Regions from separate parts of the Homo sapiens genome. Here region 2 is linked to region 1. A link is an interaction called in ENCODE POLR2A ChIA-PET data of the cell type or tissue named here. Cell type or tissue: HepG2. All regions are shown on one strand. Links, peaks and the distances in the headings refer to the core of each region. The heading gives the core; the rest is flanking DNA. Region 1 has its middle 100 kb from the start of UGP2. Region 2 has its middle 14 kb from the start of UGP2.

Region 1 (5,393 bases), core at 147-5,146:
TAGATAGATGGAGATAGATAGATAGACAGACAGACAGACAGACAGACAGACAGACAGACAGATAGATAGATGATAGACAGATGAAGAAATTTCCCACTTAAAAAATATGCCCTGTGAGTGGTTCTAATTTAGTTGAAGGAGTTTGGGTAAGTTCAGATTTCCATGGTAACTCTGATATCATTTATTCATTAAGCAAACATTTATAGAAGAATTACTTACTATGTGCCAGGTATCTTGAGGGCTACAAATACAGAACAATATTGCTTCTGACCTCATGAAAATGAGTATCTAGTGAGGAAAGTAAGATATGAATACAAATATCTATAATATAGAGTGGAAGTGATAGCTCCTATGATAGAGATGCAGATAAATTGTTACAGGAGTTCAGAAAAATTATAGGTCCCTTGCAGTTAAGAGAGACCAAGAAAAGCTGGGCAGGCAGAGAAGGTGATATCAGAACCGTGGCCTTAAACTGTAAGGAGAGGTAGAATCTGAACAGGTAGAAAGAGGGAGCAAGAACCGGTGGGACAAAGGGACAAAATCAGAGCATTTCTGGGCATGTGAAGGAAGAACAGGAAGCTCAGAAGACTGTGGGACAAGGAGCAATGCGCCACAGGATGGGAAACAGGGTTGAGTCAGACAGTGCAAGGTCTTGGATGCCATGAGAAAGAGTTCATATTTTATATTGTAGCCAACAGAGAGCTATTAAGGTTTTTGAGCAGGGAAGTAATAGGGAAGAGCTGTATGTGGGAAAGATTAACTTGTAATCCAAGTATAAAATCATGTAAAAAGGGTCGGAGGAAGGGGCCCAAAGTGGGAAAACCAGTTAGGAGTCTATTACCATGGTCCAAAAGAGAGAGACACCGTCAGACTAGAGGCATGGAAGAAAGAAATATTATGAAATCAGAATCGAATAAATGTTTCATATTCTTGTTGTTAATTGTGTTCCAGAAAGCTAAATTCTATTAAGTTAATATAGAAACAAGCTTTGACTGACTGGTGACAATATCAGGCACCTGTACCCAAAGATACACAGAAAATAACCCTAGCTCTCTGTTAAAAAAGAAACTTATAATACCAATGGTTTTCGAGAGTCCTTTCCAGTTAAATTTTTCTTTTTGAAATACTTAATCCATCATTAAGATTCTCCAGGGAGAGTTCTCATAATCCAGAGGTTAAGGATTGCAGAATTCTAGACACTGAAGTCTAGGCCAGTTTCCCCACCTCCAATTTTACTGACAGTGAAACTGAACACCATAGAGGAAATGACTTCTCCAGGAAAACATTGCTGGTTAGAATGCAAATCTCCTGATCTCTGACCCTCATCTCATTAATGCATATTCTGCTGTGGATATTCTATGTTGGCTAGAACTGAAGTATCAAAATAAAGTGACTCTTTTAGTTCACATGGGCTTAAAAAATTGGTTTCAAATAAATAGCAAACAAAAAATATGACTCCATCAGAAAATTGGAAACCTGCAAGGTATTGCTGTCTGGATGAAATACTGATGTACCACATGCCTTACTTATCAGGTATCATAAAACACTGGCTTAAATGCAATGTAGCAACCACTTAACTCTGTGGAAAACTCTGATTACTTAGGGGAATTCCTTAGGTCTTACAGAGAACTTGTGGTCTCCAAAATATAATACCAAACTTTTTTTTATTGAGAACACCAAATATGTTTTTAATAGAATTCAATTTAGGATTTCAGGAAGTAACTGAAAATCTGCAGCCTATAGGCATTGCAGAAATGAAGGAAAAGGGCATCAGTCTCTCAAAATTCTGGCAGGAAAGGAGTGGCTATCTCCAAAGTTATTTTTCCTCTGGAATAAGCTGCTTGCTGGTGCCAAAGAACAGCTCATCAGCAATGTTGTTTGATTTTGTAGGGATGTTTTGAAAGAGAAAAAAAAATTAGGAATGAATGCTGTGATTTTTTAAACCTCATATCCCAAAACCTATAATAATTTTGCTGCTTTTTATTTTTAAAAAACAAAACCAAATGTTTGAGATTTGATTTTGAGTCCACCATGTTCACTGCAGGCATATTATGTCAATCTTATTACAAGATGCAGCATGTAATTTCTTTAAATGCTGCCAAAGACAAAGAAAAAAAAAACCATATATTACCTTATAGACTCAAACGACAGCACAAAAACAAGCTATAAACTACCATTTCTCTACCTCTCCTGGAGGGCTCTCATCCTCCAAAAATGTACAGGGATGTCTCATGTGTACTCCCAAAACAGTTCTCTTGGCTGCCATGTGGTTCACAATTCTCCATGCCTGATATAAGCAGCTGCTGGCAATCCTTCAAGCCATGTCCCACTGCCCACCAAAAGCACTACCACCACTGTTGCAGTTGCTGATGTGTGCAAGCAGGCCTCCAAGGCTCAAAGCTCAACTTCAAGGGCATCAAAGATATTGATAGTCCTGGAGCCAAGGCTGCTGCTGCTGGCACCAATATTCATGACACAAACAAGCTGCACTCTCCATGTCCTAAGAAGATTAGCAAACACCAACTCCTTTAGTTTCTACTAGGTCTTATATTACAGACACTTTGGGGTCACAGAACTCAGAGACAGATGAGGTAGATGTTCAATAGCTATTTGTTGAAAGAATGAATTAGTCCTCCTTGCTGGGCTAGAAGCAACCTGAGTGGCAGACATCATGTGTACTCAGACATGTTCAACCTCATCTGCTGTCTTAATACAACCTCTGTACTTTGGTTCTTCCTTCCACTGGGATGAGTTCTTTCCTGGAGGCTACTTGAGTTGTCTTATAAGTAGAATTCCAGAAGGCCCATCCCACTAGATACCAGGCATGTCCAGATATGCCTGAATACTGGGGAAGATAAAACTTAGGCTCAACCTTTACCACATACTATCTTTCTTCATCTTAAAAAAGGAAATACAGAACTGACATAATTATACAAATAATTCAAGTTTTTGTTTTTCATTTGAATCTCATTGGGAGTTACAAATTGGCAGCCTGTAGGCTGAATCTGGCCAGATGATTTTTTTTTAAGCACACATGATTTTAAAAAATTTTGTTTGAGTTAGTATACATCTAGATCAGTGGTTCTCATACTTGAATGTGCATCAGAATCAAGCTTGTTACAACTCCAGGGCTTGTTAAAACTTAGATTGCTGGGCCCCACCCCCAGCATTTCTAATTCCATGGCTCTGGGTTGGGGGCCAGATAACTTGAATGTCTACCTAGTTCCTAATGTAGCTGGTCTGGAGACATATTCTGACAACCAGTGCTTAGGTGCTCTGTAGTTTTCCCACACCCCTCACCAGTCCCCATTGCATTTCATCTGACCCGTTTTATTCATTTCTATTACTAACTGCTTGGCCTGTGAGTCTGAAAATTCTGTGAGTCTCAATATTTCAGGTGAAATCCCTTTTACAGCATGACTCATGGAGATGATTGTATAATATTATCCACTTTATTTCACTTGTAATACGTGGTTTATCTATGGCCTCACAACAGAATGTTCAGCAAATACTCAGGTTCTTATTTTTTTTATCAGGGCTACTATTGACATTTGCTTGTTCAGGGGACCACCCCCACTCCTTCTCCTGTGCACATAGATCTGCTTGATATCAGCCCAATCCAGAAGTGGAAAATGAGAAAGGCCAGAATGCTTATGACAAATGAGAAAGCAATTTCATTTTTGTCTGTTTGATCATGTCACTTTTAGAATTAAATGGTGATTTTTCAAGCATATCTGTATTTGAAATTTTAATCTATACCTTGGTCAAAGACCAAACATTGCCTGAAAACCAAATACTGATTATATTCATAGCTATAGGCATAGTAATATGTGAGGATAATTTAAATCTGTCATAAAGGATAAATGTTTATGTTTTTTAAACTTTTTATTGAAGTATTACCAGATAAACAGAATAGTATATACATCATAAATGTACAGATCATTGAATTTTCACAACTGAACACACTCATGTAACTACCACCTAGAGCAAGAAAGAGATCATTACCAGCTCCCCAAAATCCCCCCGACAACCCTTTCAAATATTAACTCCCAAGGTTACTACTATGCTGACTTCTAACAGCATAGATTAGCTTTGCCTATTTTTGTAATTTGTACAAATGAACTTATACAATATGTACTCTATGTGTCTGGCTTTTTTTGATCAACATTATGTTTATTAACATTGTTTTTTAACTTTTATTTTAGGTTTGGGGGTACTTGTGAAGGTTTGTTATATAGGTAAATACATTTCACAGGGGTTGTTGTACATATTATTTTATCACCCCAGTATTAAGTCCAGTACCCAATAGCTATATTTTCTGCTCCTTTCCTTCCTCCCACCTCAAGTAGACCCCAGTGTCTGTTGTTTCCTTCTTTGCATTGATAAGTTCTTATCATTTACCTCCCACTTATAAGTAAGAACATGTGGTATTTAGTTTTCTGTTCCTGCGTTAGTTTGCTGAGGATAACAGCCTCCAGCTCCATCCATGTTTCCACAAAACACATGATCTCATCCTTTTTTATGGCTGCATGGTATTCCATGGTGTATATGTACCACATTTTCTTTATCCAATCCTAATTCTTTATCCAATTAGGTTGATTCCATGTCTTTGCTACTGTGAATAGTGCTACAATGAACATTCGGATGCATATATCTTCATGGTAGAATGGTTTGTATTTCTCTGGGTATGTACCCAGTAATGGGATTGCTGGGTTGAATGGTAGTTCTGCTTTTAGCTCTTTGAGGAATCACCACACTGCTTTTGTGGATAGCAGCAATCAAACTTTTGTGGAAAGCAGTGTGGTGATTCCTCAAAGAGGAATGGTTGAACTAATTTACACTTCTACCAACAGTGTATGTGTTCCCTTTTCTTGACAACCTTGCCAGTATCTGTTATTTTTTTACTTTTATTAATAATAGCCATTCTGACTGGTGTGAAATGGTATCCCACTCTGGTTTTGATTTGCACTTCTCTAATGATCAGTGATATTGAGCTTTTTTTTCATATGCTTGTTGGCCACATGTATACCTTCTTTAGAGAAGTGTCTATTCATGTCCTTTGTCCACTATTTAATGGGTTTTTGTTTTTCTCTTGTAAATTTAACATGGTTAATAAACATTAACATCACTAATGAACATTATGTTCATTAACATTGTTATATATAATCATAATTTGTTCACTGTCATTGCTGTATAGTATTCCATTATGTGATTACACTACAATTTAGTCATTCTACTATTGATGAGCATTTGGATTATTTACATTTTGATGGGGCTAGAAAAAGTGCTGCTACAAACATTCTCATATATGTCTTTTGCTGCACATATATGTGTACTTCTATTAAGTATATAGCTTGGGGTAGAATTGCTGAGTCAGAGGATATATGTATATT
Region 2 (5,393 bases), core at 248-5,247, 91 kb after region 1:
CCAATTCTCTCTGCAAGTCTGTCCCACTCTCTATTCTCTGCTAACAAACTACATTCTTCTGCTTGTACATGGTTTCTGATTTTATACATCCAGTGCAGATTAGCAGGGGGTTCTGTTCATCATCACCCAGGAATTGAGGTTGATGGAGACTCCATCTCAAAAGTGAACTTTAATCATGTGACAGGGGAAAGGAAACAGAGAATTGTGCACTGACACTTGTTCTTAAAATGTCTGCCCCATAATGATACCTATTACTGCTGCTCACATTTCACTGGCCAAAGCAAGGCACATGGCTACAACTAACTCCAAAGAAGACAAGGAAGAGCAATCTTACCAAATATCCAGGAGGAGAATTGGAATATTTGTGAACAGTCCTTATGATTTCCTTATCTACATCTTTGTGTGCTCACTTAAACTTCTTGTAAATGTGGATTAAATGGAAAGTTACAGTCCTGCATTATCTTTTTTTAAAAAAATTAAAACACATCAACAAATATTTCCTGACACAAAATTATAAAAATGAGCAAAAAGCCAACATACACATGTATCTTGCTCAATTCAATGCCATTAAAAGTTCAGATGCATCAGTTTGCCAAATTCTCTGTTGAGGAAAAATAGTCACTTACGTACCAAAAATAACACATTAACAAGTATGGTGTCTTACTTCTTATAATAGGATACAGGATACTGTATCCTATTTTTTCTTTTTTGCCTACTAGGAGAGTTTTTGCTTTGCTTAATTTAATACATATCCTCAGAATCAGGGTTCAAGAGTACTGTGAAAAGGCCACTCTGCCTCGCTAGTGGGTAATATTTGGCAATATATATTAAAAGGCTCTTATCTTCTGACTTAGCACAATTCTCAGTATTCATTATGGTGACATCTTGTCACCAGAATACTGTGTCCTATTATAGGTATTTTAAGCAGTCCTTGTTAACTTTTAGTTCTTTTTTCTCTTTTATATTTATGAAAATTAATTCCACTAACAGACACACTAGTGGTGTAACTTTGAAATAAAATTTTTAAAAAGTCTGCTACTTCTTTCTTAGGCTTCTAAGTTAGTTTAATTGAGAAGTATCCTGAAGTTATCATTTGGAAATACTTACCTTACTCTTGCATAACCAAAATAGAGAAATAAATTAAATGATAATGCAGATAAGAGTGGAACTGTCATCCATAACTCCTGATTTTAAATATTTTGCATGTTCACCAAATAGCATCCCTCTTCTACTCTTTAAAAAATAAATGCTATACAGTTAAACTTAAAAAATAAATCCGTACTAACAAATATATCATTTTTCTAACTTTGAAGTTCTAATTTTGAAGTTCTCTGTAAGATTTAATTTGGAAAAATGGTCCAAAGCTAAAATTAATTTTGAGAACTACTTCTATAGACCATTGTCTTTGTCACAAATCCATTTGGTATTTATTTGACTTTTAGGTCTCCCATCTTTTGAAAAATCTTCTAAAAATGCAAATGTAATCTCTTGTGTCTCAAGACTTTCAGACTTCCTTGAATCTTTCTTCCTTGTAAGTCATCCTAGAAAGACTCCCTAGTGAACAAAATGTGCAAATTTTAAAAGCAGCTTATACTGCATATTTGTTAAAATTCCTTCAATAAACCCAAAAAAATGAGGCAAGAGTTTATTTTCTATTATACAATCCCCTGTTACCCCTGTTACTTGGCTAACAAAATTAAGCCCTCCTTCTGACCCTGTGTCATTGTATTCTTCTCAATCCTTCAGCTTTGTTTTATTAAACAAAATATGCTCAATATTTTTCTTGTTTCTTTTCTCTTTGTTTTTCTTAGAATTCTCAAAAGATGTAATATTACTATGATTCAAATAGTTCAATCAAACCAGTGCACAGGTTTTATGGTCTCCTATACATGTTGATTGCATATTGGCCTTATTAGTCACAGCCATCTTTATAGCCAGCAACATTTTAAGAAATTCACTGATCATGGATTCTATAATAATTTATTTAAGAAAGTGAGCTGAGTCTACCATCTCTAACATGATCATTTCATTTGCATAAGACAGACAATCCAACTTAAAATGGCCTAAACGAATAAAAAAAATTATTGGCTTACATAATTTAAAAGTCCATGGATAGCCTGCAGAGGCGGATCTCAGTTAAACGGTTCAAACCTTGTAATCAAAACTCTGTCTCTTCATTCTCCACTACGCTGGCTTCATTTTCAGGCTTCATGGAATTCCTAACAAGAGGGATCTTAACATGTCTAGGTAACATCACTAAGCAGCAAGGTGAGGAATCTCTAGGTCAATAGCTCTGAAGGGCAGCAGCTGTTTGTGGTCTTTTATAGCCACAGAGTTTGTCTTATCTATGGCCAGAAGATGTTGGGTGCAGTTTCATGGGGGTATGCCAAGCAGGTATGACCTAATGGCTAAAATATGCTCATTTGAGCTATATTTAAAGCAACTAGACATGCAAGAATTTGAGTCTGGCACTGACAGGCTTTGATCTACTGGTCCTAGCCTGCTGCAAAGAAGTAAACATTGGGCTAATACACAGGGGCCATCTTTAACCCATTTATGTAACAATTGAGAAATCTGTCTTTTCTCCCTGGATGTTTTTTAGATCTCTTCTTTATCTTTATTTAGGTGTGGATTTACTTTTTTTTTTTTTCATTCTTCTTGCCACTGTGTCTCCTGAATTTCCCCAGAATGCTCCCAACTCAAAGTTTTTGCATGTCCTAGCACTGCAGCTTGAAAGCATTTCTTCCAGATATATTTTTGGCTTGCTTTCCCAACTGGCTCAAACCTCTGCTCCAACTATTTCCTCAGAGAGGGCTTCCCTGAACCCAACTTCTTCAAACTTTCTATCCCTTACCCTGCTTTTTAAATAAAACTTAGTACTACTTGATATTATATGAAATATTTGTTCATCATTCTCCTTCCCCCAAGAATATATATCTATGTGGGGAGAGACCGTTTTACTCATTGCTATATACTTAGTACCTAGAACGGTGCCTAAGGCTCAAACATTTGTTGACTTAATGAAAAAATAACCTCTCCTCTATGCTTCATTTTCTCCTTTTTAGGCAGATGAGGTTTTCTGTGTAACTATGCAGATGGCCCAAATATTTTCACTGTCAGATGGAACACTACTACATACAATCATCAAGGTTGTATTCAAGATCATCCTTAGCATTGGTTTTCTTTGTGACAATGATACCTAAGATTTTTTATTTCTTTTGCTTTGTCTTCTTCCTATTCAATCCATTGCCTGGATTCTAATGTTTTAAACTCTTGCCCCTGCCCTAGCCTTCCCTCTTGTGAGCCTTAAATAATCTTTAAAAATTATTAAGTTTAACTTTTTCTATTTTGCTAAGCAATGGTAAGATTGACTATCATTTTTTTACTCAAGAAAATTGCTTAATATTTGCTTTTGTTAGAAAATATGTATATCACTTTGTGTTATAAAAGCTTATAAATTTGTATTTTTATGTATTAAAACAGAAACATTTAAAATTATTATGATAAAAGTAATACACGAGTTTAAAAACTCAAACATTATAGATGAGCAGAAAAATAAAACATAAAAATGCAGCCAAACAACTGTCTTACAATCCAATTCTACTTCCTACAGTACTTTATTGACCAAAACTCAAGTAGGAAATACATTTTACAGGTATGCAGAAAGCTGAAAAACATTTCACACGTTTTACTCATCTTTACTGTCTTTACTAGTGCAATGCAACCTGATATTTCTTTTTCCTTCTTGTCTCCTAATGTAGGTGGCAACCTACTAAATTGATTTCATTGCCACAGCTTGAAAACACTGCCCAAAAGGTGCCAACATCAAACTGTTTTTAGCTCTTCTGATAGTTACTCCATAATTTAAAATAATACGCACGCACTGCACTGCCACTGTTTGGTTCAACTCCTTGCTTTTTTAACAAATTGACTCTACATTTTGAGAATGAACAATGAGAATTTAGCTCAGTTCCAGTACTCTCCATTTTTCTTCCCTTAGTCTTCTCTTTGCAATTTTTAAAATTATATTATATTACATTCTATTTGCTACTTTATTCCTTTAAAGAATACTTAAACCTATTTCTTGATGTACTTAATTTAGAAAGTGTCTCCTGACTTTTCCATTGTGTAAGATTAAAAAATTTTATCCTTTCGCTTCCTTCCATTTCCCAAGTACCATGGGTTACACCAGTACTTTTACATTGTTGATATTTGTATTATTTGCTCTGTTAGAATAATCGTCTTGTGCATTTTGTCTTAAATTTTGTCTTTTATTTTGAAAATTAAAGATTTTTTCAGTATTACAATTTTGTACATCTTATTCACTGCAGAATCAAGTGGTATGAATGGACGTGTGGGAAGAGAAATGTAAGCCGTGTTATTAAATCTACACCTATTGAAGGAGAATGTTCTAGGTGTCAATGTCAAATGGATTTTCTTTTCTTATTATGTCCACTGATTACTCATAATAATGACACATTTTAGTTCATTTCGTCTTTGAGCCATGGCTTATACAATTTTTTTGCCTTTACTAAAGATTCTATTTCTTCTGTCTTGATGACAAGAGAAGCATCATCAGCCTATCATAAATATGTTTAAGGTTTTTAATAATGATATTTCATAAAGTAAATTTACTTTTTTCTTAAAGCCATTCTCTGAAATTTTCCAGCTTCTTGTCCTATTATTATTAATTATCTTGATGGCCTAAATATTTGTGGTCCTGAAATACCTTTTTATTGCACACCTTCAACAGATCTTTACTGGAACCTCATTACTGAGATCTCATTACTGGGATCTCATGTTCTCTCTTCAGTTCTCTTCTTATTTTGCTAGAACATTTCTTAAGCAATTTTTTCCCCTGAAATGGGTAAAAAGTCAAAAAAAGGTGAGAATATCTTTAATTTATCCTCATCCCTAAATGTTTTGTTTGTCTGTAGAATTCTAGGTTAGAATAATTTTCTCTCGGAACTATAAAGATATTGCTGTTTGAATAATCTAATAATAGTCATCTAATAATCAATGGTGCTAATAAATGACAAAATTCAATCTACTTTAATCTTCCTATCACTCTACTGCTCTTATAAGGGTAACTGACTTTTGTTTGGCTGACTCTCTTTTCTCTCCACAGTTAACTGAATTCTCATAACTGGCCATATCTGATACTCTCCTCTCTGGGCTCTATAGCACACGTTATCCTGGTTTTCTTAAATAATTGGCTATTCTTCCTTATTCTCTCTCAGTTTTCCTTTTTCTATGTGACCTCTAAATGATGGAGTTTATACCCACTTTTCTATTCTGTGTCTTCTCCCTATATGCTCTTATCCATTCTCATGGTTTAAAAAACTATATGTTGACAATTCCTAAATTTATACCAGCAGGCTAGATTTTTTTTC

What was found. Peaks named below come from ENCODE experiments on the same cell type or tissue, not always from the same donor. Only the 100,000 strongest peaks of a DNase experiment are listed, where the experiment ranks them.
Region 2: POLR2A ChIA-PET joins it to region 1 with 5 read pairs; 3 of 35 experiments call an interaction of 5 or more read pairs at or near these places.

What each region holds. Positions count from the first base shown.
Region 1 is chr2:63,734,848-63,740,240 of GRCh38, forward strand. It overlaps a transcript of WDPCP not described here. Among named protein-coding and RNA genes, the nearest start is that of UGP2, 100 kb to the right of the region's middle. In HepG2, for the core only: no CTCF peak of the experiment used is centred there; DNase peaks (open chromatin) are centred at 614 and 2,424; H3K4me3 peaks cover 406 bases.
Region 2 is chr2:63,825,529-63,830,921 of GRCh38, forward strand. It overlaps a transcript of WDPCP not described here. Among named protein-coding and RNA genes, the nearest start is that of UGP2, 14 kb to the right of the region's middle. In HepG2, for the core only: no CTCF peak of the experiment used is centred there; a DNase peak (open chromatin) is centred at 2,463.